2 separate regions of the Homo sapiens genome follow, and region 2 is linked to region 1. A link is a contact called in ENCODE Hi-C or POLR2A ChIA-PET data. All regions are on one chromosome and are shown on one strand. Each heading gives the region's core, a stretch centred on a gene start or an enhancer-like site at or near the end of the contact. The rest is flanking DNA. Distances are from core to core; before and after follow the strand shown.

The links. A loop is a pair of places that touch in the nucleus more often than their neighbours do. ChIA-PET counts read pairs that join two places held with the same protein, here RNA polymerase II (POLR2A). Pooled maps may share reads with other maps.
Region 2: a loop to region 1 is called in a pooled map, with 1.8 times the contacts of the local background. The contact joins the promoter of ABR-AS1 here to the enhancer-like site in region 1. A Hi-C loop is called at or near these places in 5 of 50 pooled maps. POLR2A ChIA-PET finds 5 or more read pairs at or near these places in 2 of 52 experiments (T-cell and activated naive CD8-positive, alpha-beta T cell).

What each region holds. Positions count from the first base shown.
Region 1 is chr17:1,290,376-1,296,252 of GRCh38, reverse strand. TRARG1 (trafficking regulator of GLUT4 (SLC2A4) 1 (gene/pseudogene)) reads right to left here. Exons shown (of 3, transcript NM_172367.3): 2 at 630-762. Among named protein-coding and RNA genes, the nearest start is that of TRARG1, 14 kb to the right of the region's middle. Within about 2 kb of position 1,877, at least 2 of the 41 ENCODE cell types and tissues checked have a DNase peak (open chromatin) inside an H3K27ac peak, as active enhancers do.
Region 2 is chr17:1,180,231-1,185,828 of GRCh38, reverse strand. ABR-AS1 (ABR antisense RNA 1) reads right to left here and starts at 4,202. Exons shown (of 3, transcript NR_187271.1): 1 at 3,901-4,202; 2 at 3,518-3,562. It also overlaps a transcript of ABR not described here. RefSeq lists an enhancer at 5,041-5,598.

The DNA of each region.
Region 1 (5,877 bases), core at 628-3,127:
TGCACTCCAGCCTGGGCAACAAGAGTGAAACTCCATCTCAAAAATAAAGTTAATTAATACAAAATAATAAAAAATGTTTCCCCTGGTTGGATGACTTCACCGGGCCACCTATGGGTGCCCACAGAAGGGTCACCTACTTTTTGAATTCTACCATATGCACTGCTTGCTTCTGGGGTTCCCCGGCTGACTGCAGGGATTTTAGTGTTTACAAAGCACAGTCACGTCCTTTATCTCGGGTGATGCTCACAAAAGCCTCTGCTGGAGGCTCTTTCCTGCCACTTGATACCAGGAAACACTGAGGCTCAGCTAGTCAGGAACCGACCCTGGTCCCAGGCCCATCAGAGCTGAAGCTGGAGCTCCTGTCCTCTGACTCCGAGGCTGTGCACTTTCCACACCCTTTCCATCAGTTCACTCTCTGGGCATAAGACAAGTCTGCCAGCCCATCCCCACTCATCTGGTCCCTCCTGGGAACTGGGGCACTTTATGGACTGGGAGGATAAGGCCGGGGCCCCCACCAGCCCTTCTCCTTCCCCCAACCCACCACCTCTGCCCCTGAGGCTGGGTACACCCTTGAGCAGTCCTCACACCAGGCAAGCTGGCTTCCTCCTCTCCAAGGAGCTGGGTCTCACCTGTGAAGTTGACGGTCACGGCCACCATGATAATGACGATGCCCATGATGATGAGGGTAATGCTGAGCAGCCGAGCCAGGCGGCCCAGCCTCCGGGCGCCGTCCACGTTGCCCTGTTGCATGCTGCTTCGAGACTGCGGAGAGAGCACAGAGAGACCCCGGGAACCGGGAAGGCTGTGGGTCAGCTTCATGGGCCTCAGCAGGCAGCCCTGGGGTGGCCCTGAGCCTGGGCCTCCAGACACATCCCGTCCCCATGGCAGCCCACACTCTAGGGGAGAGGAAGAGGGCTGTCCCCGGAGAAGTGGCCAGGGCCTCTTGTGCAGACCCCTAACCACGCCTGTCCCTCACCAGCTGGGGACAGCTGGGAGCAGAACCCAGCAAAGCCTGGCACTTCTTCTCAGGGCGGTGGAGGAGGTGGCGGTGGCAGGCTAGAGACCGAGGGCCTGAGAAGGTGGACCAGGTCCAGGCCAACTGGCAAGAACAGACAGGCCAGGTGCCCCCGGACCCCAGCGCAAGCCTCAATTCTGCAGCGGCTTTGGGATCCCAAGACAGCCCCTGGGCTCTTCCTACAGCCTGACACGCTGGCCTCCTCTCCTCTGTAAGCACCCCCCACCCCTGCCTCCATAAAAAGAGACATTGTCAGCCGGGCGCAGCGGCTCATGCCTGTAATCCCAGCACTTGGAGAGGCTGAGGCGGGCAGATCATGAGGCCAGGAGTTTGCGACCAGCCTGACCAACATGGTGAAACCCCATCTCTACTAAAAATACAAAAATTAGCTGGGCGTGGTGGTGCACCCCTATAATCCCAGCTACTCAGGAGGCTGACGCAGGAGAATCGCTTGAACCCAGGAGGTGGAGGTTGCAGTGAGCCAAGATTGTGCCACTGCACCCTAGCCTGGGAGACAGCAAGACTCCGTCTCAAAAAAAAAAAAAAGAGTTTGAGACCAGTTTGGCCAATACGGTGAAACCCCGTCTCTAATAAAATACAAAAATTAGCTGGGCATGGTGGTGTGCACCTGTAGTCCCAGCTACTCAGGAGGCTGATGCAGGAGAATTGCTTGAACCCCAGAGGTGGAGGTTGCAGTGAGCCAAGATTGCGCCATTGCACTCCAGCCTGGTGACACAGTGAGACTGCCTCAAAAAAAAAAAAAAAAAAAGACACTGTCTTCACAGCCTCCATTTCCCACCCAAGAACCACATCCTCGTTCAATCAAGCCCACTTCCCGGATCACACAAAAGAATGAATGGCCTCGTGGTTGCCTGGGGAGACCAGGACTGGGTGGAGTCATGTGGCTTCACGGGGGCCTTGTTTTATGTATCACTCCTCGGTGAGCTCTGTTCTTCCTGAACCTAGTTCAACGGCTAAAACGGATGAGGGTGGGGACAGAGAGGGTCCTAGGAGGGTCCCGGGATGACTTGGTAGGAGGTGGAGCCCAAGCATCTCTAAGGGTCCTGTGTCCCTCCCTCCCTAGAACAGGCACACGCAGGAGTCCTCTGATGGTGTGGCTGATTTCAGGGCCTCAGAGAAGTCCTTGGTTACTTTATTTTCTGATTATTTGAGGCTCCTGAGTTCAACATGGAAATGCAGTTAAGTGTGATGAAGATGATGACAAAGAAGAAGACGATGATGATGATTTTACTTCATGCCAGGCAGCTTGCTAAGGACTGTACCTAGATTACCTCCTTTAGCCTCAGAATCACCCTAGGAGGTTGGCAATGCAGCCCCACCTCCCTGAGGAAGAAACTGAGTGTCAGAGCTGTGCCCCTCCCTCTCTGTGTTCTCTCTCTGCAGGTGCCCTCTTGGGGTCCTGTTCTCTTCACTGCTCAAAATTCTGACCAGCCTGCACCCAGCCCTGCACTTCCATTCCAAGCTCCGTCTGGGACAGCGTGACATCATCAAATTCAACCTGTGACATCATCAAACTCAACCCACAACATCAAACTCAACTCATGACATCATCAAACCCAGCCCATGACATCATCAAACCCAACCTGCGACATCATCAAACACAACCCACGACATCATCAAACTCAACCCACGACATCATCAAACCCAACCCACGACATCATCAAACTCAACTCGTGACATCATCAAACCCAACCTGCGACATCATCAAGCACAACCCACGACATCATCAAACTCAACCCACGACATCATCAAACCCAACCCACGACATCATCAAACTCAACTCGTGACATCATCAAACCCAACCCACGCCTTGTACCTCTCCTCCTCCTCCTTGCCGTAGCCTGAGCTCCGCTCCTCCCTCTCCGTGACGGCTCCTCTGCCCTCTGTTACAAAGCAGGAGCATCACCACTATCTTTTTTTTTTTTTTTTTTTTGAGACAGAGTCTTGCTCTGTCGCCCAGGCTGGAGTGCAGTGGCGCAATCTCGGTTCACTGCAAGCTCCACCTCCCGGGTTCAAGCCACTCTCCTACCCCAGCCTCCCAAGTAGCTGGGACTACAGGTGACCGCCACTACGCCCGGCTAATTTTTGTATTTTTAGTAGAGACAGTTTCACCATGTTGGCCAGGCTGGTCTCGATCTCCTGACCTCATGATCTGCCCACATTGGCCTCCCAAAGTGCTGGGAGTACAGGTGTGAGTCACTGTGCCCGGCCTCTTTCCTCTCAAAGATCTCCCCAGCACCAGTCTCTGTTCTTCTTCACCCTCTCCCCACGCCCCCGATTCACACTGTCTGTATTTGTAACAGGCCCTGTGTGAGACCCCAGGACGCAGCAGCGCGGAGGAGCATCCCGGCTCCTGTGCCCACAGAACTTCTGGCCCACTGGCCTCCTTTGTGATCACACGAAGAAAGGTAAAAATGCAACTGTGGTGGGTGGCATGACAAAGGAGAGGCACTTGATACCAGGAGAACTCGTGAAAGGGGAGAATCAGGGAAGACTTCCTGGAGGAAGGACATTTGAGTTGAGATGTGAAGGATGAGCAAGAATTAGATTGTTTGTTTCCAAAGGAAGGAGTATCCCAGGCAGAGATAACAGCCATGTGCGAAGGTGCTGCATGGCAAATGTGTAGATGTTCAAAAAACAGTCGCTGACTGAGGAGGTAGGAGGGACTGGACGGAGGTCAGCGTTGCTGGGGCTGATGGAGGGAGGATGGGGAGGCACAGAGGTGGGCAGGGCTAGGCCAGGCAGGGCTCGAGCAGCACCAGAAGGAGGGTGGTCCTTATACCATGAGCAGCGGGGCCCAGTGTAGGACGTGAGTCCCGAATGATAGGACTGGATACGGATTTCCAAAACACCCTTCTGTCTGCAGTGTGGGGAACAGAGGGGAGGCAGGGAGGTGAGTCGGGAGCTGTTGCAAAGGTTCAGTGAGATGATGGTGGCTGAGGCCATCCCAGCTGCTCAGCGTCTTCCACAGAACGAAGTCCAAATGCAGGCCAGCTTACATTTCCTGTTTTTTTGTTTGTTTGTTTTGTTTTGTTTTGTTTTGTTTTTGAGATGGAGTTTTGCTCTTGTTGCCCAGGCTGTAGTGCAATGGCGAGATCTCGGCTCACTGCAACCTCCGCCTGCCGGGTTCAAGCATTTCTCCTGCCTCAGCCTCCCAAGTAGCTGGGATTACAGGCATCCACCACGCCTGGCTGATTTTATATTTTTAGTAGAGATGGGGTTTCATCATGTTGGTCAGGCTGGTCTTGAACTCCCGACCTCAGGTGATCCCAGCCACCGCGCCTGGCCTACATTTCCTGTTTTATCCTCCACTATTTTCTTCCACAACCACTGGGCCCAGCCAGTCTGAGTTGCTTGAGGTTCGAGTATCAACCTCCACAGGGCTTTATTCTGGCTGTTTCTCCAAAGCACCATATGTCCAAATCCCTCCATCCTTCAAGGGGTGGCTCCAAGGCCACCTCCTCTGTGAAGCCCACCAAGATTCCTCCAGCTCTGCCAGGAGAATAAACAACGCTGGCACTCTTTGAACGTGTATCTCGTGCTAGGTATGATGCCAAATTCTGCCACCTGTTAGAACAATTCATCCTCTGTGGTAGGCCGTTCTCACACCGCTAATAAAGGCATGCCCTAGACTCGGTAATTCATAGAGGAAAGAGGTTTAACTGACTCACAGTTCAGCATGGCCAGAGAGGCTCAGGAAACTTACAATCATGGCGGAAGGGGCGGTAAACACGTCCTTCACCACATGGCGGCAGAAAGGAAAAGTGCCGAACAAAACGGGGAAGCCCCTTATAAAACCATCAGATTGGTAGGCGCGGTGGCTCACGCCTGTAATCCCAGCAGTTTGGGAGGCCGAGGCAGGTGGATCACCTGAAGTCGGGAGTTTAAGACCAGCCTGGCCAACATGGCAAAACCCTGTCTCCACTAAAAATACAAAAATTAGCTGGGCGCGGTGGCGGGTGCCTGTAATCCCCGCTACTCAGGAGGCTGAAGCAGGAGAATTACTTGAACCCGGGAGGCGGAAGTTGCAGTGAGCCGAGATCACACCATTGCATGGCTGAGGTGAGTGGATTACCTGAGGTCAGGAGTTCGAGACCAGCCTGACCAACATGGTGAAACCCCGTCTCTACTAAATACAAAAAAATGAGCGGGGCATGGTGGCACCTGCCTGTAATTCCAGCTACTTGGGAGGTTGAGGCAGGAGAATCGCTGGAACCCGGGAGGTGGAGGTTGCAGTGAGCCAAGACTGTGCCACTGCCCTCCAGCCTGGGCCACAACAACGAAACTCTGGCTCAGAAAAAAAAAAAAAAATCCATCAGATCTCGCGAGAACTCACTCATTATCGCGAGAGCAGCAGCGTGGGGGTAACCACCCCCATGATTCAATGACCTCCACCGGGTCCCTCCCAGGACACGAGGGGATTATGGGGCCTACAATTCAAGGTGAGATTTGGGTGGGGACACAGCCAAGCCATATCACCTTCCTAACACTCCAGTGAGGCAGGGATTGCGATTAGTCCATTTTACAGACGAAGAGATGGGGGCAGAGCACAGACCATGATGTGGGCGTGGTACAAGAAGCAACTGGGGAGGGGGAAAACGCCAGATCAACAAGGACCCTCGGCCAGGAGCAGTGGCTCACGCCTGTAATGTCAGCACTTTGGGAGGCCAAGGTGGGCAGATTGCTTGAGGTCAGGAGTTCAAGACCAGCCTGGGAAACATGGCAAAATCCCACCTCTACAAAAAATACAAAAATTAGCCGGGCGTGGTGGCATGTGTCTGTAGCTTCAGCTACTCGGGAGGCTGAAGCAGGAGGATCACTTGAGCCTGGGAGGCGGAGGC
Region 2 (5,598 bases), core at 2,953-5,452, 110 kb after region 1:
AATGCTGCTTTACTGTACCAAGGAAATGGGAATAGAGCAAAGCACGGAAAACAGGCCACCCCAGGATCTGACAGGAGAGTTTGTATTCTGCTAGTGCTCATAGGAGGCCTGGAGGTCGTCTTCTTGATCCACCTGGGCACATACCTTCTTTTTTTTTTTTTTTTTTTTTTTTTTATTTCTTTCTGAGACGGAGTCTCACTCTGTCACCCAGGCTGGAGTGCAGTGGCACGATCTCGGCTCACTGCAACCTCCACCTCCCAGGTTCAAGCGATTCTCCTGCCTCAGTCTCCCGAGTAGCTGGGATTACAGGTGCCCGCCACCACGCCCAGCTAATTTTTGTATTTTTAGTAGAGACGGGGTTTCACCATGTTGGCCAGGCTGGTCTCGAACTCCTGACCTCAGGTGACCCGCTGGCCTCGGCCTCCCAAAGTGCTGGGATTACAGGCGTGAGCCACTGTGCCTGGCCCTGGGCGCATACTGTCTACAGATGTGAACACTGAGGCTGGAAACTCTTGAGATTGGCCGGAGGCATTGAAGAAGTGGGGTTTGGCCGGGACTGGCATTTGGGAGATTGTCACTGGACTTTGTTCAGCTTGTCTCCAGGGTCATCTGGCCTGCTGTAGTAGATATGGTTTTCTTGGGATACCAGTTCTCTTTCTACTTTATCATCAGTGGCCCTGGGAGGGTTCTGAAATAACGCTGCCTGCCTCCCTCGTGTAGCTCCGATTTCTTCCTCCCTGAGTTTAACTTCATTCTGTTTATTCATTCATTCACTAATTGCCGCTCAATGCAGAGATTACACACGGGAACCCTGGATTCAGACTTGGTTCATTTCCAAGCATCGCCATCTGCTAGTTAGCCAATGGCTTAGCCTCTCTGCACCTCAATTTCTTCTTCTGTGAAATGGAGATAATAGTAAATTGGCTTATTGTAAGGATTACGTGAAATAACCTACGTAAAGCAGATAGAGCAGTGCCTGACACTTAAGAAGCACTCAGTAGACCAGGCACGGTGGCTCACATCTATAATCCCAGCACTTTGGGAGGGTGAGGCAGGAGGATCAGCTTGAACCCAGGAGTTCAAGGCTGCAGTGAGCTGTGAGAATGCCCACTGCACTCCAGACTGGGTGACAGAGCAAGACTCTGTCTCAAAAAAAAAAAAGCACTCAATAACTGTTAGCTGTCATTAATTTTATTTGTTCAATGTGCATTATTGAATGCCGATCTGCTGGGCGCTCGGCAGAAAGCTGATCTGGAGGCACCATGTGGTCATAGCTGTGCTGGGAGTCTACCTGAGCCTTGTTCACCCACTGCGCTGAGCACTGGGTCTGCCCAGTGAGGAAGATGCAGTCCTGGTTTTTTTATTTTTTATTTTTGAGACGGAGTCTTGCTCTGTCCCCAGGCTGGAGTGCAGTGGCGTGATCTCAGCTCACTGCAAGCTCCACCTCCCAGGTTCACACCATTCTCTCGCCTCAGCCTCCCGAGTAGCTGGGACTACAGGCGCCCGCCACCATGCCCAGCTAATGTTTTGTATATTTAGTAGGGACGGGGTTTCCCCGTGTTAGCCAGGATCGTCTCGATCTCCTGACTTCGTGATCCACCCACCTCGGCCTCCCAGAGTACTGGGATTACAGGCGTGAGCAACTGTGCCCGGCTCTGGCTTTTTTTTTTTTGAGAGGGAGTCTCACTCTGTTGCCCAGGCTGGAGTGCAGTGACAGGATCTCGGCTCACTGCTGGGATTACAGGCACATGCACCACGCCTGGCTAATTTTTGTGTTTTTAGTAGAGACGGGGTTTCACCATGCTGGCCAGGATGGTCTCGAACTCCCAGACTCAGGCTATCTGCCCATCTCGGCCTCCCAAAGTGCTGGGATTACAGGCATGAGCCACCGCGCCTGGCCAGTCCCAGCTTTTAAGGACCTGATGGGCCAGTGAGGGTGCAAACTCTCGGTTTTTTGGTCATCACAGTCTATTTTTGGTTTTGGTTTTTCATTTGAATGTAGAGGGCCCCACTCCCTCCCACCCACTGTGTATTCAGCCTCTGCACGCACCGGGGCTCCCTGCCTGGCCCCCGCATGGGAACATATTTTTGTCATCAGCGGTGACCTCTGGGTGATCAAGGAAGCAGAGACTCCTGGGGCCTTCCTGTCGTGTGCAGTGGAGCTGAGCTGCTAACATGAGAAGGGAGGAAATGTGGAGATACCCAGTTTTGGTTCTAGGGCCCGTCCCCTTTTTTCTGTCCTGGCCAAGAACCAAGGCTTCTACCTTGATTGGTAGAAGCAAGAGTTGGTCGTTGGAGAGGCCGTGAGTAGCACGTGCTTGGGAATTAGGAGCAGGGCAAATAGCCTTGAAAATGGGATGTACCTTCTTCCCACTCAGCCCCTCGTCATTAACCCAGTGCTCCTGGCGGTGCACCCAACCATGAAATCCCCTTTAAGTCCAGTGATGAGGCAGGAGCAGGCAGGTCACCCTGGGGTTGGAGAGCCGCAGACAGTCTGAGTGCACAGGCTGGAGGGAGGGCTGGGAGGGTGGAGAGCACTGGCCCCAGGGACTGTCTGGGGAATGCTTAGAAGGGGCCTGGAGGAGGCAGCGTGATAGATGGGGGTTCAGTGCCTTGGGGAGCACTGGCTGGTCCCCACCCGGTCCACATTTAGCTGAATCAGGAAGGTCTGTCTGCCACAGCTCCCCGCTCCTCTGACAGATTGGGGTTGATCGCTGGGGTTAGAGCACTTCAGGGTAGCATCACCTTTGGCAAAGCCCGGAGGAGAAGGACTCTTTAACTCCTTCCTTCCCAGCGCGTGACGTTGGATCTCCCCAACTCCTCAGTGCCAGGGATGCGGAGGTTTCTGTTCCCACCCAAATCACTGTGGTGCTCAAAGGCTCACACACTTGTCTCTGTGGCCAAGGTTAGCATCTGGCCGTGGTGTTAACATCTACTGGAAGCCATCCAACAAAGGCATCAAGGGAATCTCGAAGTGACTGCCCTTTCCTGAGACACGTTGTCTGAGACAGACGTCTGGAGATGGAAGAGGGTTGACAGGGTTTCCCAGAGGGTGGTCTCTAACCCCATGGACCCGCAGAGATTTCTCAGGACCTTCAGCACCCGGTGATCACCAGTTAGCTGGCCGTGGAGGCAGTATGCGTGGTGTTTAAGAGCATGAACAGGCCGGGCGCGGTGGCTCACGCCTGTAATCCCAGCACTTTGGGAGGCCGAGGCGGGCGGATCACGAGGTCAGGAGATCAAGATCATCCTGGCTAACAAGGTGAAACCCCGTCTCTACTAAAAATACAAAAATTAGCCAGGCGTGGTGGCACGTGCCTGTAGTCCCAGCTACTCGGGAGGCTGAGGCAAGAGAATGGCGTGAACCCGGGAGGCGGAGCTTGCAGTGAGCCGAGATTGTGCCACTGCACTCCAGCCTGGGCGACAGAGCGAGACTCTGTCTCAAAAACAAACAAACAAACAAACAGAAAAAGAGCATGAACAGAGTGCCAGGGTTCAAGTCCCAGCCCTCACTTACCCTCTGAGTGGGTTACTCAGCTGCTCAGGGCCTCGGTTTTCTGACCTGGAAAATGGAGAAAACAGAGATAACAGTGACATTCACGGTGAGATCACGCTAGTGAACGAAACGCTAAGCCGGGCACACAGTCGGTGTTCTGTGTTCGTTATCAGAAGTTTCCTCTGTAGAGCCCTCAAGATTTGTCTCTCCCTCTACCCTCTATCGTGTTGTGGAGTGGAGGGTCCGAGAGTGCCAGGATTGGACAGAATGTAGACAGAAAAAAGCAAACTATGGCAACGCGAAGGAAAGCAACTGCCACATTTTAGCTTGGAGGATGCTGAAAATAGCTTGTTCAAGCCTTTGTAGATAAAAATGTAAAATGTACGCAAATGTATGTGACTCACGCAGAAGCATACATCCATAGCTCCCTCACAGTCAGCGCCGGATGTGGCCATCAGGAAAACCCCACAGTGTGGGGAGAGGGCCCGAGCGTTCTTGCTTGTTGTTGTTTTGAGGAGGGGACGGTGCTGCTGCCTCCTGGGCTGGTGGCTCCTGGTGGCGGCAGCTCACGCCCGTTTCCACCTTTCCCCTGGGCTGTCTTCCGAGAGTTCCAGGTGGGAAGAAGAGATGCCCTTGGCCCCTCATGGCTCCTCCGGCCTCGCGGTCCTCCGAGAGCCTGCTCGTTCCCTTCCCATGCCGAAGCTCTATTTCTGGAGCGTCTCATTGGAGATGCACGCCCCCTCCCTGCCAAGCTCCAGGTGCCTGCTTGGCCCTCCCAATCCTGTGTGCTAGTCAGGGACGGTGGGAGGGTGACAGCTGCAGGGAGGGGCGGCAAGAGACAGCGCTGGTGCCTGAGCCAGGAGGATTGGGGCGGAGGGAGCCCTGGGGACGCAGGGACGGGCTAATAATATTGAAAACCACTTCTGCTGCAGCCACCTGTAGAGGCTTCCCCACCCAGAGCATCATCCTGTGCGTCTCCCAGGGGCTCCCCAGCCTGTGATGAGTGGGTGACCCCCATCTCCCCTGGGGCAGCTGCAGAGGCCTCTGCCCAAGCAGCTTATGGGGCTTCCTCTCAGCATCCTGGGGGAGGAGCTGCTTCTCCCCTTAAGAACTAGATGTGTGTGTGTCTGTTTGGAGTGATGAGGACCGACCCCCACACCCCTCCAGCGTTCTGCGGGTGCCGACCACACTGCCCCCGGCAAAGGCCAGGCTGACTTAACCTTCCTGGTAGGCCTCTGTAGGGCTGGGCTCCCAGAAGTTTTCCCCTTAAGCTGCCTGGGGATGGGGTGGGGTGGAGACAGCTCCGGTATCTGAAATGTCACTATCTGGGGTACCGGGCCCCCTGGGTGGGCCCCACTGCTTCCCTTTCCCTGGGTTCAGGAAGGGGCTTCAGCCCCACTGCCCTGGACCCCCCTGGCCTGACTCCCCTCCTGTCCTTCCCTGCTCCAGGGTCGCTTGGCCCAAAGAGGTCTGTGGGGAAGCTGCCATGGCTCCCACAGAATCAGCCCACAGGAGACAGGCATGGGGCCCCCAATCTCTTCACTGCCCTTGGGCGAGGGGGTCTTCCTTAGAGGGAATTTCGTCTCTAAACGGTCATTTCTCAGGCCTCTTGACCCGACTTCCCACCATTTCTAGGTGATGATGCAAACACGATGGGCTTTCCAGGCCGCGGCTCGGGGTCCCCAGGAGGGGTCCTGGAGGGGAACGCGTGGAGCCCTTGGGGCTTCTCCTGGCTCCAGTTTGTCCTCCGCCCAGGAGGGGCACATGTGGGACTGTCCTGGCCCCACAGCCCCCGTGACTTCGGTCCTCCCGGGTCTCCACCCGCCCCCCTCCATGTGTGGCGGGAACGGCCGCGCTCAGAGGTCAGGGGTGTGGAAAGGGACGAGCGGGGGAAGGTTCGGGAGGAGAGAGGCGCGTCCCGCGGCGCGCAGGACGTTCACCCCGTGGGTCCCGCAGCGGGTCTGGCTGGGGAGGGGCCCGGCCGCCGCTCCCGCCCGCGAAGCCGCGCTTGGAGATCCCGGGCGGGAGGTGATGTCACCCCTGTGGGCTCCCGGGCCCCCCACGGCACCTGGTTTGCGGATCGCCAGGATCCTGCTGAGCCC